Linked DNA regions of Homo sapiens: region 1 is linked to region 2. Evidence: chromatin loops called from intact Hi-C (ENCODE). Cell type or tissue: GM12878. All regions are shown on one strand. Links, peaks and the distances in the headings refer to the core of each region. The heading gives the core; the rest is flanking DNA.

The links. Peaks named below come from ENCODE experiments on the same cell type or tissue, not always from the same donor. Only the 100,000 strongest peaks of a DNase experiment are listed, where the experiment ranks them.
Region 1: a loop joins it to region 2, with 2.5 times the contacts of the local background. A loop is called at or near these places in 2 of 110 quality-filtered maps.

What each region holds. Positions count from the first base shown.
Region 1 is chr3:172,175,480-172,183,812 of GRCh38, reverse strand. The region is part of intron 3 of FNDC3B (fibronectin type III domain containing 3B); the gene reads right to left. It overlaps LOC124906304 (a long non-coding RNA gene), which reads right to left. Exons shown (of 2, transcript XR_007096169.1): 2 at 2,796-8,333. Among named protein-coding and RNA genes, the nearest start is that of FNDC3B, 140 kb to the right of the region's middle. RefSeq lists enhancers at 1,400-1,694, 3,660-3,954, 3,883-4,042. In GM12878, for the core only: no CTCF peak of the experiment used is centred there; DNase peaks (open chromatin) are centred at 1,333 and 3,822; H3K27ac peaks cover 2,930 bases.
Region 2 is chr3:172,313,601-172,321,933 of GRCh38, reverse strand. The region is part of intron 11 of FNDC3B (fibronectin type III domain containing 3B); the gene reads right to left. Among named protein-coding and RNA genes, the nearest start is that of GHSR, 130 kb to the left of the region's middle. RefSeq lists an enhancer at 6,350-7,248. In GM12878, for the core only: no CTCF peak of the experiment used is centred there; DNase peaks (open chromatin) are centred at 744 and 3,783; H3K27ac peaks cover 2,099 bases.

The DNA.
Region 1 (8,333 bases), core at 270-8,269, 140 kb after region 2:
ATGATGGGATGTCAAACCTTCCATTTCCAGAGTGGAAGGGAAGCTACGTGAGAAAGGAAGAAAACACATCCCGCCTACAGTTTAATAATTTTATAATATAGTTGAATTTAATAATACTTCAACAGGTTATCTTAGTTAAGAAGAATAGACAAGGCATATAAACTGCTATGTAAGATTAGCAACACCTGGATAAGTGAAACCATGAAATGTCTCAGAAGACTGAAAGAAATGTAGTGTTACCTGAAGACAAAACGGATTGAATTTTCTTATAAAGCAAACCAGCAGTAAGACCAGTAAGCAACTTAACTGTGTTTCCAACAACAACCAGAAATGGGTTAAAATGATACACACATTCTGACACAGTTCCCTCTCTCAAGAGCCATACTGGACATAAAATTAAGTTAAGCAAATCATGTTAATGACACACAGCAAAAGAGGTATAAAATCAGAGTTTTTCATACATTTATAAAGTAGATGAGAAATGATAGGTTTTAGTACATGGTAAATATAAACCTCTGGAAGTGAAATTGGGAGCAAAAGGGTAATTTTCATTTCCTACTTTACTGGAAATTATAAATTTAAAATTTTTATAACCAATTGTGTTTTTAAATCATCAAACTTAAAAGCTGTCAGATTAAATTTCTGGCTCACTAATCAGAAAGTCTCACTTCATAAAAAACACAAAGAAGAACAAGGATGACCTGGATCTGTCCACACAAATTCTAAAGAGCAACTGCCCAGGGGCTCCTTATTTCTTATTTTTAGAAATTTCATGTCACAGAAGGTGAAAGCAATCTAGAAGACTCATCTTTTAGCTTGCTGTATCTTGCTTTGACTTGCCAAATAGACAACACAATCAGCTTTCCGTAATTTCTCTGCTGCTAGTGTGGCAAAAAGGTGAAGTTTCAGAGCTGAAAGCTTCGTGCCTACACTCAGAGTTCCTTTTACTCCCTTTTCTAAACTAATAAAACACTTCATCTCCATTTCTCATTCACACACCTCAAGTTCATTACATCCTGGTACCAAATTAAACAAATCCTATGATAAGAGAGCTGAAAATTTACTCATGTATCACTGCACTTTTACTTCTGTCGACACGAAAAACATGGAGGATACATTCAAAGTAGAGAAACTTCTTAAGATTCTATGTTGGAATTCCCTGCGTTTAACAGGTTCTTGCAGTCTGGACTTGACTGCAGCAGAGAAGCACTGCTGGATTGAGTATTACACCCAATACAAATCACATCTTGCCCACTCACCTAGCAAATGCCTCCAGCAAAAGTGTATCTACCACAACACCACTGCCCTGTCAGAGCGGACAACCAAAATAGACACATAACCTGTAAGGTCCTGATCATCAGTTCTTACACATCAGGAAGACCCCAGGAAACTCCCAGCTCCAGGAAGTTCTGTTGGTGTCTAGCATACCACATTCACAAGGCTGGCCACTTACGACTCAACCTTCAGCCCTGGCTCTCCAGCTGCTAATGTGAGAAGACCCCGGACAGCCACCAGCCTGACTCATGCTTCCTCCTGACCTCCGTGTTCTCTATCCTTCCTGTGACCACGCCAGCTCCTAGAATTGTTCTCCTCCACTGAGCCCAGCCTTCACTTGCTGCTTCTCATCCTGCTGACAAAGGATTTCTCCCAACTTACCTTGCTGATTCTGGTAGGACAATAGGAAGTCACCCCCACAAGTGCAAAAACAACTCAATGCTGATGTCCTGGGCATAGCAGTCACTGCTGTTGACAAGGTAACACATACTAAAAGCCTATTACTCAGTGCAGCATCCCAAGATGCTTGGTAATGCAACAGGCCTGCTTTGCATCATTCTCAGGCCAAAGTAAGGAAAAAGCAATAACGTACATCCTTCATTTGTCAAGCAGTCTGGGAAACACTGAGACTACATAATGAAATCCACTCAGTGAGTGAGCAGCAGTCTGTGCTCCCACTGAAAATCTTTTTTTTTTTTTTTTTTTTTTTTGAGATGGAGTCTTGCTCTGTCACCAGGCTGGAGTGCAGTGGCGTGATCTCGGCTCACTGCAACCTCTGCTTCCTGGGTTCAAGCAATTCTCCAGCCTCAGCCTCCCAAGTAGCTGGCACTACAGGTGTGTGCCACCACACCTAGCTAATTTTTGTATTTTTAGTAGAGATGGGGTTTCACCATGTTGGTCAGGCAGGTCTCAATCTTGTGACCTCGTGATATGCCCACCTAGGCTTCCCAAAGTGCCGGGATTACAGGCATGAGCCACCACGCCTGGCTTCCCACTGAAAATCTTAATTACTTCCCTCCTCCTTAGTTTAAGGGAAATCAGGAGAGAAAGGCTGTCTTTGAAGAAGACGGGCCAACATTCTACTTGACCACAAGACAGTAAATTCTAAAGGTGTTTTTTTTTGTTTTTTTTTTTTTTTTTTTGGAGACAGAGTCTCACTCTGGCACCCAGCTCTGGAGTACAGTGGTGTAATCATAGCTCACTGCACCCTTGACTTCCCAGGTTCCAGTGATCCTCCCACCTCAGCCTCCTGAGTAGCTGGGACCACACGCCACCACACCCAGCCAATTTTTGTATTTTTGGTAGAGACAGGGTTTCATCGTGGTATCCAGGCTGGTCTCGAACTGCTGGGCTCAAGAGATCCATCCACCTGCCTCGGCCTCCCAAAGTACAGGGATTACAGGCATGAGCCACCACACCAGGCTGTCATCTTAGAATATATCTACTTAGAATGCCTATATCATTTCCAATATTATTTCCAGGGCTTATTCTAATAGAGGTTCAAAATCAGTTAGAGATTATTAAGAAAGCCAGCTTCTCTCAAGTCTAAGAAGTAAATATCACCTTTATATATAATGTCTCCCCCCATTATATTTTTTTGCCCCAACCTAAACAATAGCCTCCAAATGATACCAATTTTTCCCGCTTCTGAGGAGACTGAAACAGGATCTACAAGATCACACCCACCTCTAAGATACTAAGAATCTGAAAGTAATGCCAGCTTTAGAACTGGTTCCACAAATCCAGGCATATTTTATAACCATTCTATGGGCTCTTTCCTATATGGGCATCTTTCTTCTCAAAACTGTTCCAATGACTGTCTGCCCATTTCTGTACTGGCACAACTAGAGTTCCACACTCCGGATCAAACCCGCTAGCTAACTTTGACCTCTCCCACATCCCTCATATCTAATCAGTTGCCAAAATCTGTCTGCTCTGCCTCCTTAGATACATTCTCTTCTCTCCATTCCCACAACTAACACAGGACTTTGTATAAAAGAAGGATGCAAGTATTTGTTTCATGAGTGAATAAACTAGATGATCACAATTTATCCTGAGAAGTTTCATTTATAAACACACACACAGCATGACCCCTGCCTTGAGGGAACCATGGGTTCTATCTAAAGACCACAGTGCATACTTAGAGGAGAATCATTCATGTTCTCAAACAGTAGTGAGCCTGGGGATCACTTAGGGGCTTATTAAAATGCAGAGCCCAGAGCCTTACTTCCAGAGACTCCCCCTCAACAGGTCTGCAAGGGGCCCAGGATTCTGCATTTTTACTAAGCACTCAGGAGATCCACAGTCCACATCTGACAGATTCCAGCTGGAAGGACAGCAGAAGCATGGCTCGACCCAAGGGAAAACACTGTGCACACCCACTTCTCTGGTGTATTTCAGAAAATACACTTGCTTTGCCAGTGACCCCACTAAGTCCAAGGTACATGTGCAATCAAAATACGCAAACATGAAGAGAAGAAGAGAAATGTTTGTATGAGTCATTAGGTCAGAGTGAGGCTTGGTCAGGGTCACAGAAAATTATGATTGACAACTGTGAAATGTAAAAACCCCAAAGAGGTCATTCAGCCACACCCCTCATCAGAGAGATGAAGAAACGAAACTAAGGCCCAGTAAAATTACCTGTTTACACTCTTTTTTTTTTTTTTTTTTTTTTTTTTTGGAGACAGGGCCTCACTCTGTTGCCTGGGCTGGAGTGCAGTGATGTCATCTGGGCTCAAATGATCCTCCTACCTCAGCATCCCAAGTAGCTCAGTCTACAGGCAGTCGCCACCATGCCCAGCTAACTTTTTGTATTTTTTGTAGAGACGGAGTCTTGCCATGTTGCCCAGGCTAACATCAAACTCCTGGGCTCAAGTGGTCCTCCCACCTTAACTTATCGAAGTATTGGAATTACAGCCGGGAGCCACCATGCTCAGCTTCAACTTTTACAGTTGGGGTGGAGGTCGGAGGTGGTGGGGGAGGGGATACAGTGGGGGAGGGAGGAAGTTTGTGTGTGTTGTAGACAGTGAAGTTGTGGCTCAAAGCCCAGGTGTCCCAGCTCATACCATATATCCTGAACATACAAAATTAATGTTTTGCTTTTAATATGAATGTTTTATTCACCTTAATTTCTACATTCTACATTTACCTTGAGCATAATAGTTATAAACAGGCCCGGCCAGGCACGGCAGCTCAAACCTGTAATCTCAGCACTTTGGGAGGCCAAGGCGGGCAGATCACCTGAGGTCAGGAGTTCGAGACCAGCCTGGCCAACATGGTGAAAACCCGTCTCTACTAAAAATACAAACATTAGCCAGGCATGGTGGCGCGTGCCTGTAATCCCAGCTATTCGGGAGGCTGAGGCAGGAGAATCGCTTGAACCTGGGAGGCGGACTTTGCAGTGGGCTAAGATTGCACCACCGCACTCCAGCCTGGGCAATAAAGCAAGACTCTGTCCCTAAATAAATGAACAAATAAATAAATAAATAAGATAAAGGGGCCCTATGGCCTACTAACCTCTATGGAATAGCAAAAGAGAGTAAACCTTTTCAAAACCATAATTTAAAGACAAACCAATTTTCTAGTCAATATGGTATTCATATTTAATCACAAGGCAGAAATATGAAAATCAAAAATACTAGAGCTTACCCCCTGGGTATGTGGAGGCGCTGAAGGGGGTAGTGTGGAAGAAAAAGACCCTGAAGCTCTCAGAATGTGGCACAGGCTTTTTACCCATAAACTATATTATCCTTCTTTCAATTTTCCCTATCTATGAAATTCTATTATAACTTGCACTTTTATCACCTTTACCATCACTCCCTCCACATATATTTGGTCTCAAGACATAATAAAATCTCAAGAATGTGGGGTCCCAGGGATGCCCCGGCTGAGTGTCCACATGTGTCCAGCTCTTTCGCTTTTCCCTCCTCCCATCTTTTCCTGCTACCCCCATAGCTACAGCCCTAAACCAATGCCAAGCTTTAAAGTCCCTTCACTTACCAGTCTGAGTGTCTTACAATATGGAAAGAAAAAGCATAAGTATTGATTTGAAAAGTCTTGTGAAAAGTTTACAGGCAATGTTAAGTAAAACATGTGATCTTCTCTTCTCACTCTTGCTTGACAAAGTCAATATATGAGCTCTCGGTGACAGCAACCAGCTTGCTACAAATGTCTCCTAGGCCTTAAATTTACATAGTAGTGTATCATGCCTAATGGGTTTGCTGGGGTTTGGGCTAATGTCCACAGGTCAGCATCCTTTAGCCCACAGCTGGAGTGACACTTTAGCCTCTGCCTGCCTCTCCTCCCTTAACCTCTATTCCCTGATGACTGTGGCCATCAGCACTAGGCAATTCAGAGTGCATGGAGGCTGAGAGCTTGGGCTTCAGACCCAGACAGGCCAGTGTTCAATTTCTGCTCCTTCCACAACCAGTTGTATGGTCCTAAGAAAGTTCCTTTCTAAATGTGGTACACAGACACCATGGAATACTATGCAGCCACAAAAAGAAATGAGATCACGTCCTCTGCAGGGACATGGATGAAGCTGGAAGCATCATCCTCAGCAAACTAACAGAGGAACAGACAACCGAACACTGCATGTTCTCACTCATAAGTGGGAGTTGAACAATGAGAACACAAGGACACAGGGAGGGGAACAACACACACTGGGGCCTGTCAGGGACAGGGGTGAGGGGAGGGAGAGCATCAGGACAAATAACTAATGCATGCAGGGCTTAATACCTAGGCGATGGGTTAAGGTGCAGCAAACCACCATAGTACACATTTACCTATGTAATAAACCTGCACGTTCTGCACATGTATCCTGGAACTTAAAGTAAAATTTTATAAAAGAAAAGAAAAAGTTCCTTTCTAAGCTTCAATTTGCCCCTGTGCAAAAAAAAAAAAAAAAAAAAAGATGGTGGTAAAAATGATTCCTTCCTCAGAGCTATTTGGTAAATTTTATCATATAAGGAAATTAAATATAATACAGTATAAGCTTTCAAGACATGAATCTTTCCATCTCTATCTCCAAGACAGATGTTTGAGAATCCCTTCACTTAGTTACAATGTGGCCCACTCTGATTGAGCTACCACATTCATACTCACCTTCTATCAAAAAGCAAAGTTTTACAACTACAAACTCAGACTCCAAAAAAGTTGCAACTTCTATCTAAGCAGCTCTAACGTAATGGGTAAAAGAAGTGCCCAAGGAGTCTGTTAAAATGTAGATTCTGACATCTTTGTCTTCAGAGATCTTGATTCAGTAGACCTGGCATTAGGCCCAGGAATCCGAATACTTAACAGTAACAAAGATTCTTTTTGGTCAGCCAAACTTCAGTTAGGGTTCTGTATCTTCCGCTAGGCCCATATGTGTATTTCCTTGTAGAATCTGGTTTTAGCAAAGAATCCTGTTAAGTCAGTTTCAGAACCCTCCATCCTCAATTTCTGATCATCTCCAATATCTGATCAAGTTCCTCATCCTCCACCATCTCCCCAGGTAATGTCTCAACACCCTGGCCTGTCTTCACCAAGAATCTTATTAGGGCAATTGAGTCAGAAGCCCCCTTACCCCTTAGGTTTTGTCTTAGTAATTTTCCATCCACTGATCCCCACACTGCTCCTTGGCTATAAATTCCCACTTGCCCATGATGATGTATTCAGAATTGAGCCTATTCTCTCTCCCCCACTGCAAGACCCTATTGCAGTGGTCCCTATAGCTATTACAAGGGCCCTGAGTAAAGTCTTCCTCACTGTGCTTCATTCAACAAATATCACAGAATAATTTTTTCTTTAACAAGCACTCCAGACTATTCAAAAAAGTAATAACAGACATCATTTAAACACTAAGCTACAGTTTCAGATGAATTCAGGGTTCCTACAGCACTTTCCAACTGCAAAGCACTCTCACATTATCTCATTCGACCATTGTCATCCCAGGAAGAACTCTAAAGGGATGTTCCCTAATCCTCTGTAATTGCCCACCCCTTCCTCTTCCTGTACATGAAATCTGCAGTTGTAGCAGGAACTAAATTTCCTAACTCAATTCAGAGATTATTTTTATTTGGCTATGGCAAGGAAACTAACAAAAATACTTTATGAATCCAAAGAATGATCTGAGATAGTCCATGGAAGGTTAACTATCAAAACTTTAAATGGAAATCTCACTAGAAACTACCAGGCTCACTCAGAATTCTTGTGTCCTCTTGCAGTTTTTCAGACTTGTTATTACTATACTCGTCTCTCTTAGCTCCACTTCTTTAAAATTTGCTGGTTGTAATCTCATTTGGGCTTAGAAACCAAAAGCTTTAGTGGAACTACTAAAAGATTAAGCAACACCAGGCTCTGGCAAGGGAATGAAGGGCTCTTCTATTAATTCAATCAATGCATGCGTACTTCAGAGTTGGTTTATAGGAAATCCAACTAATCAAAGGCCTTTTCAACCCATTACCTGGCTTGGAACTGGTTTGGGAATGGAACACAGGATTTTATTGCTCTAACCAATATTTTAGCCAAGTGGGGCTTGCACACCTATGCTGAGCTTTCACCTGATGGGGTAAATTTATATTCTGTGTAGACATATAATAGAAAAGGAACAAAAATAGGCTTATAAAACATTCTATAGATAAAACTGTTTGTTACAGGTAAGTTTTCATTTCCATCCACATAGTGCAAACAAAAAATATTAGGGCAGATTTTTCACATCTGTACTACTGTGATCCCCTCCCCAGGAAAAACAATGTCTTCTGGGGAGACCCTTCACACTTCTCCAACGCGGTACAAGGTTCTCACTTACTATGGTAATCATGTGTTTACATATCGGCTTTAGATTTAGGGTTTTCTGTGTGGTTGTCTGTGTAAATTCTGCTTCTAGATTTTACTTAAACCCCTTTAAGGGCAGAATCTACATCAAATTCATTTTCGTATCTCTAAGAATATTCAAAACATAAAAAGAACTCAAGAAATTAAATATTTGCTAAATGAAGAACTATTTGAGGTTCTTCAGCTACACATACTCTAAATGGCCCCTTTCTAAGAATTTGCCTTTCAGCAATGGGGAGGAG
Region 2 (8,333 bases), core at 304-8,303:
GGGAATGTAATGTGCATGCTAGCATACAAAATAAATGTCTGGCTGGGCATGGTGGCTCACGCCTGTAATCCCGGCACTTTGGGAGGCCGAGGCGGGTGGATCACCTGAGGTCAGGAGTTTGAGACCAGCCTGGCCAATATGGTGAAACCCCATCTCTACTAAAAAAAATTTATAAAAAATAAATAAATAATAAACATAAAAAAATAAAAATACAAAAATACAATAATTAGCCGGGTGTGGTGGTGCATGCCTGTAATCCCAGCTACTCAGGAGGCTGAGGCAGGAGAATTGCTTGCACCCGGGAGGCAGACGCTGTAGTGAGCCGAGACTGTGCCACTGCACTCCAGCCTGGGCAACAGAGCAAGACCCTGTCTCAAAACAAAACAAAACAAAACAAAAACAAAAGCAAAATAAATGTGTAACATATGATGGGTCCTATTTTCTACATGCACTTAGTACATGCCTTTTCTTTCAAAGCCATCCACCAAAGTAAGGACCTCTCTGAATAATTTTAAAAGTTATTTTTGTATAAGCTAAAAATAGAACCAGACTCCTAGACGATAAAGATCAACCAAAATTGCCAATCAACAGCTATGCAGTTACTTCATCTTACAGAATCACATTTTAGATTGAAATAAGACTTTTAATAATGCTATCCCAAACTTAGAGAACTCTTGGGAGATTTTTAAATCCAGACACGCAATGGTCTCTAGGGGACAGTTTAGGTATGACATAGCCTAAAACCACAGGAGTCAACAAAGAAAAGAACATTTCAAAGGACTTCCTCATGTAACCAGCTTTCCACCTCTCTCTCTGGGTATCTGTTTACAAACATACAAGAGTTCCAGTGAAGAAACAAATTTACAGATGGTCTACCTACTTGAAAACTGGCAGCTAAGTATATAAAAAGTATTTGATTAAGATCATAAAATGCAACTAATATTTAGAGTATGTTTAAAAATATATTTGTTGTGTTGATTTGTAAAAGTGTGTAGTTGAAAGACTGAAAACAACAACAAAAGAACTTTTTCAAGTTAATTTTTCTTCTTTACTAACTTAGTATCCTCATAAAGCTTTCCTCAGTACTTGGGAAGATGAATCCTCTAAATGGGCTGGTTTCCCATTAAGGAACACAACTCATGGCTCATTCTATACATGTAACTCACACACATCCCAATTAATTCAGGCTACAGTGTTTTCCTGCCAGTGTAATTCTGTAGACTGTGGGGGCTGTGGCTGCCCTGACTAACATTTCTAATTACCCTGGCACTAACAACACTAGAAGTGGGTATTTCCAACACCGCTGGCACTAACAGATGAAGCTGGCTGATATTTTCAACTGCTTTTAAATTAATAGATTGGAAACGATACTTCCTGTTCCTCTTTATAACTGCTTCATTCCTGGCACAAGATTAAGAATGGCCAACACAAGGATGCTGGAATTCATGGTGAACTTTCTCCCTTTGGTCTTGTGACTTACTCCTCCTGATGTTTTCTTGATGTGTGGTATCTTTCCACTGTCCTCCTTCTCTTTCAGATTTTTTTGTTTTTTTTGAGTCAGAGTCTCACCCTGTCACCCAGGCTGGAGTGCAGTGGAATGATCTCGGCTCACCTCAACCTCCGCCTCCCAGGTTCAAGCGATTCTCCTGCCTCAGCCTCCCAAGCAACTGGGATTACAGGAGTGCGCCACCATGCCCGGCTAATTTTTGTATTTTTAGTAGAGACAGGGTTTCACCATGTTGGTCAGGCTGGTCTCAAACTCCTGACCTCAGGTGATCCACCTGCCTCGGCCTCCCAAAGTACTGGGGTTACAGGTGTCAGCCACTGAGCCCGGCCTCTTTCAGATTCTTCCACAGCCATGCCTGCTGCCTTCCTGAGCTGCTCTTACCAGGTTTGATGACTGTCTGCTAAATAAGTTCCATGAATTTGGTTATCAGTTGTCACGTGCTTGTGGCCCATGGCTGCTGAATCCAGACATGGGCTGAAGGATTCTGGGCTGGCCATTCTCTGTTAATAGTATAGTTCAACCTGTCAGAAACGGCAACAATACATAAAAAATAAAGTTGCACTGGCCAACTGAACTACGGCCAGACTCTAAGATTTAGTCTGCTAGAGTGTCTATATTTAGAAGCTGTTCCAGCACCGGCTGATCCTAGGCAACATCAAAGACCAATGTTGGCTTCAGAAATAAAAGAGCACGTATGTGTTCAGCATAACCATATATAAGAGGCTCCTAACAGGGAGGGAGGGACACTCTGCATTTGGGTGGACTCAGAAGTTCCTCGTGCCAAACCCCACTCTTCCCCCAGGGACGCCTCTTTCATTTTATTGCACGCTCTGGCACAGAGGATGTTTCAAAGGTAAGAAAAGTGGGTGGGATGATTTGTGGTTCCATGTTACCAAATAAACAGGGAGGCATTTTATCCCTCAGCACACTAGCTTTTCTGTAAGAGGGGAGGCTTGGCTGCCTGAAATAGCCAAGGATGATCACTAGGTCTTCTGGTTTAAACAAACACACAAAGAAAATTTTCCTATGTATTTCTCCAAATATTGAGGTTCATCTGTTTTCAAATGCTTTGAGAGGATCGATGTGTTAAGACTGTCTCAGGGAAGGGGGAGCAAGGGAGCCGAGGGCCTAATTTCAGAACAGACTGTTAGTACAATTTACAAATGAACCAAGGGATGGATGGGGTTGGTCCATCCACCTAGTGAAGGCCCAAGGCAGTCTTCTTCCAGCTCACGATGAGAAGCCATGACAAAGGCGAGTTGATAAATCAGGTGTCAGGAACCAAGAGGAGATTTATAATTTAGCCTCAGCAAGAAGCTCCACATCAAGTTTGCTTCCCAAACACACAACCTCATCATGTACACATGCGAGAAATGGTAAAAGAGAGAAGGCAGAGAATCTGCTACAGGTGTGTGGATCTCTGAGACTGAGGTCCCTAAAAGAGGGGGCTCCTTTTAATCATGAAGTGGCACCTAAAGATGCCTCTGAGTTATTCAATCCTTCCTGGCTTAGTTTCCTTCAATAGCAGCTATAGTGGGGCAGCAATTCTCTTGGCTTTCTGAAACAACCGTAAGACATGGCAGTGGGCACTCATGTGAAAGATGGTCTCTGATGGACAGAGCCAAAATGAACTTAGAACCCCACTTTCCAATCCCCACAGTTGCCAAGAATGACCAAAGTGCATGTGGGCCTGGGCAGGGGAATGAAAGCTGACCTTCCTGGCTTTTGTCATGAAACCAACCAACACACTGTCCACCCTAAGGCAGTGTGGCACCTTAGAGAGCTGGAGTCAAGCAAATTCTCAGGGGGCTCTCTTCATCCATGCTGTGGGACCTAGTTAATTACTGTGCTTGTAGCTGCTCCATTCCCTTCATTCTCAGAACAGTTGTTATCTAACCAGAAAAGGTTTGTGCAAATTCACTCAGAAGGATTATGAGAGATCATCCATATGAACTATTCAACACTTGAGCTAAGCAGGAGTCTGATTAATTGATCTCTTACTGATTATCTTCTACGGGGCCAACTCAATCCCTAAACAAGGCTCCTCCTGAATGATACAGAAGTCCAAGAAGCTGCAATCTGGGGCTGGCCACCTGCTTCAGGAGGTTTCTGTGACAGGACTGCTGGGCCTGCCTGGCCTGGCCTGACCTGCTAATGGCTCCCCAGGGGCATGGGTTCTACCGGCTGCTGGCCTTTTCTCCTCTCTCAACTTTTAATTATGCTTCCCCTGATTTCTGTGGCATCTGTTTCATTCTTAGTCCACTGTGTTTTACAGCTGTGTTGGCTCATTAGTCACCAGGGAAACCAAATGTGAACTTCCTTTTGGGCTAGCTGAGTCATGAGTAAGGAAGGTTTTTGGGAACTCCAGTAGTCACATTCCCACAAAGCTCTTTTTCTGGTTATTCTGTGTATCCAGATGTGAACTTCCTTTTGGGCTAGCTGGGTCACAAGTGAGGAAGGTTTTTGGGGACTCCAGTAGTCACATTCCCACAAAGTGCTTTTTCTGGTTATTCTGTGCCCTGCATGTCATGTCCAGAAGTTAGGCTAATAGCAAGTTAACATCCATCGATAGCACTAACATCAGTTTTTATTTAGTTCAAACAAGTGACATAAACCTCAGGGCTCTTGTTTAAGTTCCTGACAGAAGAATGTCATATTCCTTATACATGATTGTTCTAATTGTTGACTGTCCCTATCTCAGATCTTAGCATCTGCTTAGGTAAACTTATATCAACAATATGGAACAATCGTTACACTGAATCGGCTGTTGTCCAACTTATCTCATTCAGTCTTACGTACCCGTGAGATAACTGACACTGTTTTTCCAGTGGAAAGGCCGAGGCTAAGGCGTTAAATTACCTGCTTGGGGTATACCATGAGTAACTAGAAACTGTTATGGTTTGAATGTGTCCCCCATGTTTATGTGTTAGAAAATTAATCCCCGGCCGGGCGTGGTGGCTCACGCCTGTAATCCCAGCACTTTGGGAGGCCGAGGCAGGCGGATCACGAGGTCAGGAGATCGAGACCATGCTGGCTAACATGGTGAAACCCCGTCTCTATTAAAAATACAAAAAAATTAGCTGGGCGTGGTGGCAGGCGCCTGTAGTCCCAGTTACTCGGGAGGCTGAGGCAGGAGAAAGGCGTGAACCCGGGAGGCAGACGTTGCAGTGAGCTGAGATCGCACCACTGCACTCCAGCCTGGGCGACAGAGCAAGACTCTGTCTCAAAAAAAAAAAAGAAAAAAAGAAAAAGAAAATTAATCCCCAATGCAACATGTTGAGAGGTGGTCATTTTTTTTTCCTTGAAAAGGTGATTAGGTCACAAGGGCTCTATCCTCACAAATGCATTGCCATTTTGACAGGAGTGAGTTTGTTATCACAGGAGTGGGTTCCTGATAAAAAGACGAGTTTGGTTCCCTTCCCTCTCTCACGCTTGCGCTGTCTTGCCCTCCTGTCTTCTATTATGGGAGGACACAGCAAGAAGGCCCTTGCCAGATACAAGTCCTTGACCTTGAACTTCCCAGCTTGCAGAACTGTAAGAAATACATCTCTGTTCTTTATAAAGTAACCAGTCTCAGGTATTCTGTTACAGCAGCACAAAATGGATGAAGACAGAGACAAAGCTGAGACGATTAATTCAGGTTTCTTTAGATAAACATCATATCATTGATATATATCATCAATATGAATCCATGCCACATATTCATAGCAAGATCTTAGGTGACCTGTATTTGTTCTGACAGCTGCAGCAGCACCAGTTAGTGTTCTGTATGGTTCAAATTAAAACAATATCTTAAGGCAGAACTTAAAACAAGCCAACTTTGCATAAATACTTTCTTTATGTAACTAATTTTTTCTAAAATAAAAAGTTCTTATTTGCCCATTAAAATTCACTCCTTTACTCAAGTTTTCAAGAATAAGGCCAGATCACGATCTGTTTAGGAACATTAAAACAGACTGGGCAGACATTTATGAATGACTCAACCCAGAGGTTCCTAGTTTTTTTTTTCCTAAAAGCCCTTCCCTAACCTAGAGCCCTCTATATCCTCAATCCTTCTCCCATAGCTTCTTCTAGAGAAAAACTCCCACCTCTGCTAGATAGTGATATGTCATCAAGAAAAGAAGCAGGGCTGGGCATGGTGGCTCACACCTGTAATCCCAGCACTTTGGGAAACTGAGCTGGGTGATCACCTGAGGTCAGGAGTTGGAGACCATCCTGGCCAACATGGTGAAACATACTAAAAATATAAAAATTAGCTGGGTGTGGTGGCAGACGCCTGTAATCTCAGCTGCTCGAGTGGCCGAGGCAGGGGAATCGCTTGAACCTGAGAGACAGAGGTTGCAGTGAGCTGAGATTGTGCCGTTGCACTCCAGCCTGGGCAACAAGAGTAAAACTCCATCTCAAAAAAAAAAAAAAAAAAAAAAAAGAAGAAGAAAGAAGAAGGAAAAGAGAAGCAATGCAGGGTCAATGTAGCTTGGAAGGGTGCCCAAAAAAGATGGGCAGTCAAAGGGATTAGTGTGGGTGCGGCCAACGGGTATAGTGTCTCAAGCATGGTGTCCGCCTTCCCCCTCTCACTGACTCTCCATTGTGGAAAGAACCTATACCTTGAAAAATCTAGCATCTAGTCATTGTTTTGCTGTTAACCAAGCTCCTTTTTAGGAGCTTCTGATCTGCTTTCTGCTACCCATCAGAATGACAAGTGCTTGTAGATTAAAGTGTAAACACGGGGGCGGGGACACTGAAATAAAAATGTGATGTGACTCATCTAACGTTCAAGTGAAAAAGACTTGAAAATGACCTTCTGCCTTTCTGCTCCTAATGGGGTGTCTCCTGAAGGAGGAAAGCGGCTAAAAATCTACAAAAATGCGGGGTCAGTTATTAAACCCCATGGCTCTAAACACTAAAGCTCACGAGTCACCACAAGGGAACTTGGCAAGGAATGGCCACACCTTCTCAAGTAATAAAAACTGACCTGTTTCAGGTGAAAATCGAAACTGAAGGCCACAGCTGAAAAGCCAATGACACCTGTAAATTCCTTTTTTTTCTTTTCAGAGACAAGTCTCGCTCTGTCGCCCAGGCTGGAGCGCAGTGGTGCAATCTTGGCTCACTGCAACCTCTGCTTCCCGGGTTCTAGCAATTCTCCTGCCTCAGCCTCCCAAGTAGCTGGGACTATAGGCGCCCACTGTCATGCCCAGCTAATTTTTTGTATTTTAGTAGAGACGAGGTTTCACCGTGTTGCCCAGGCTGGTCTCGAACTCCTGAGCTCAGGCAATCCACCCGTCTGGGCCTCCCAAAGTGCTAGGATTACAGGCGTGAGCCACCGCGCCCGGCTGTAAATTCCGTTTTTAGCTGCTAATTACCATTTCATAGTCATAGTAACTTCTTGTATTGATTTAAAAATTAAGATGTTGTCTAGTTAGTTATTAATGGAGAAATAACAGGCAGTTAACCCTAGTATAGAACTATTAATGAGTAATTTCCAAGTGAATTCTATGCTACAGTGATGCAAAATTAATGACAGTGAATTTAAGAGAGGAGAGATGGTGGATCAGATTTCCCCTGTACTGTAATGCGTTTCTGTTTTCTGCTCCCCATTAGGGTTCCACCTGCCCTTGTACTTCAGAGCCCAGCATATAGTTAGCTGCTGATTAAGGTGGATCTTCCCATGAAGGTCAACTCGGCACAGCATTCCTAATCTCAGCAGAAATAAAGGCTGCTGCTCTTTTTCCATGCAAGTCTTTTTTTAAGAGGCTTGAAAGCTGGGCTTGATGCCCTGTCTTCTTGTTTAACCAACACTTTCAAAATTTTACTCTACTCATTTTATTGCAAAGGTGATTACAAACAACAAAAGACTAAAGTATTCTGGAACTCTAATCCATGCTGTTATACTGTAATAAAAATATGGGGCTGCAGGGGATACCTGGACATTAGTGGTTGCATATATGGAGATGAGGCAACCTCACCTCAAAGTCATGATTCTCAGACCAGGTGCCAGAGCAGAGACAGGGAAGAGTGCTATGCCTGAACACAACCTTCTTCAAGACTCTGAGCAGCACTGTCTCACTCTCAGGCAGTGATTTGTGTCTCTGTGCACCTCAAAAACTTTCTGCAATCTAAGTTTGTTTCTTCAGCCCCCTGGATGGCAGACAGGTTTATGGGTGTGTGGCTGGAGCAGATATCCTTGAAGAGGAGAGGAGGGGAGAGCTGTGGCTCTTAGAGAGGGGAGGGGTGGGGAAAGGGTGATTCCAGCAAAACATCCACTTCCCATTCTCCTGCCTCACTGCCTTCTATTAAGGCAGAGTCTGGAAACAGTCCTGGTACCAAAGAGATGCACCTGGCTGTAGAAACTACCAGCAGAAGGATTCAGAGGGATGGCCAGAGCCTTATGTGTTCACACTTCCTACAGACCAGATGCCGTTCTCCTGTTTCCTTCTTGAAGCTAAGGCCTGTATAGCATAGGAATGTGGGACCCAAAGACCAACCCAAGTGAGCTACTCTCAAGAGTGCTACTGATCCTCAACTTAGCTCTAAATTTAGAAACACAGACTGCCAGACTGTTCTGTCAGAAACTTCACTTCTGAAATGACAGGATGGGCAGGAATGAACTTGTTACTACTGCTTGAATTCTCATTGCCAGGAAACCCGATAGCACCATTTTTTCATCTTTATAAGGGGATGGGAAATGAGAGGGGTATAATACAAAGCAAAGAAGCTACTGGACAGAACAATTTGAGAAGCATATGGCAACGTGTTTTATTTGTGTCTGCTTAAAAGCACAAGAGGATAGGCGTACGTTTGCTTTTTCAGCTATCACAGCTATCACAGT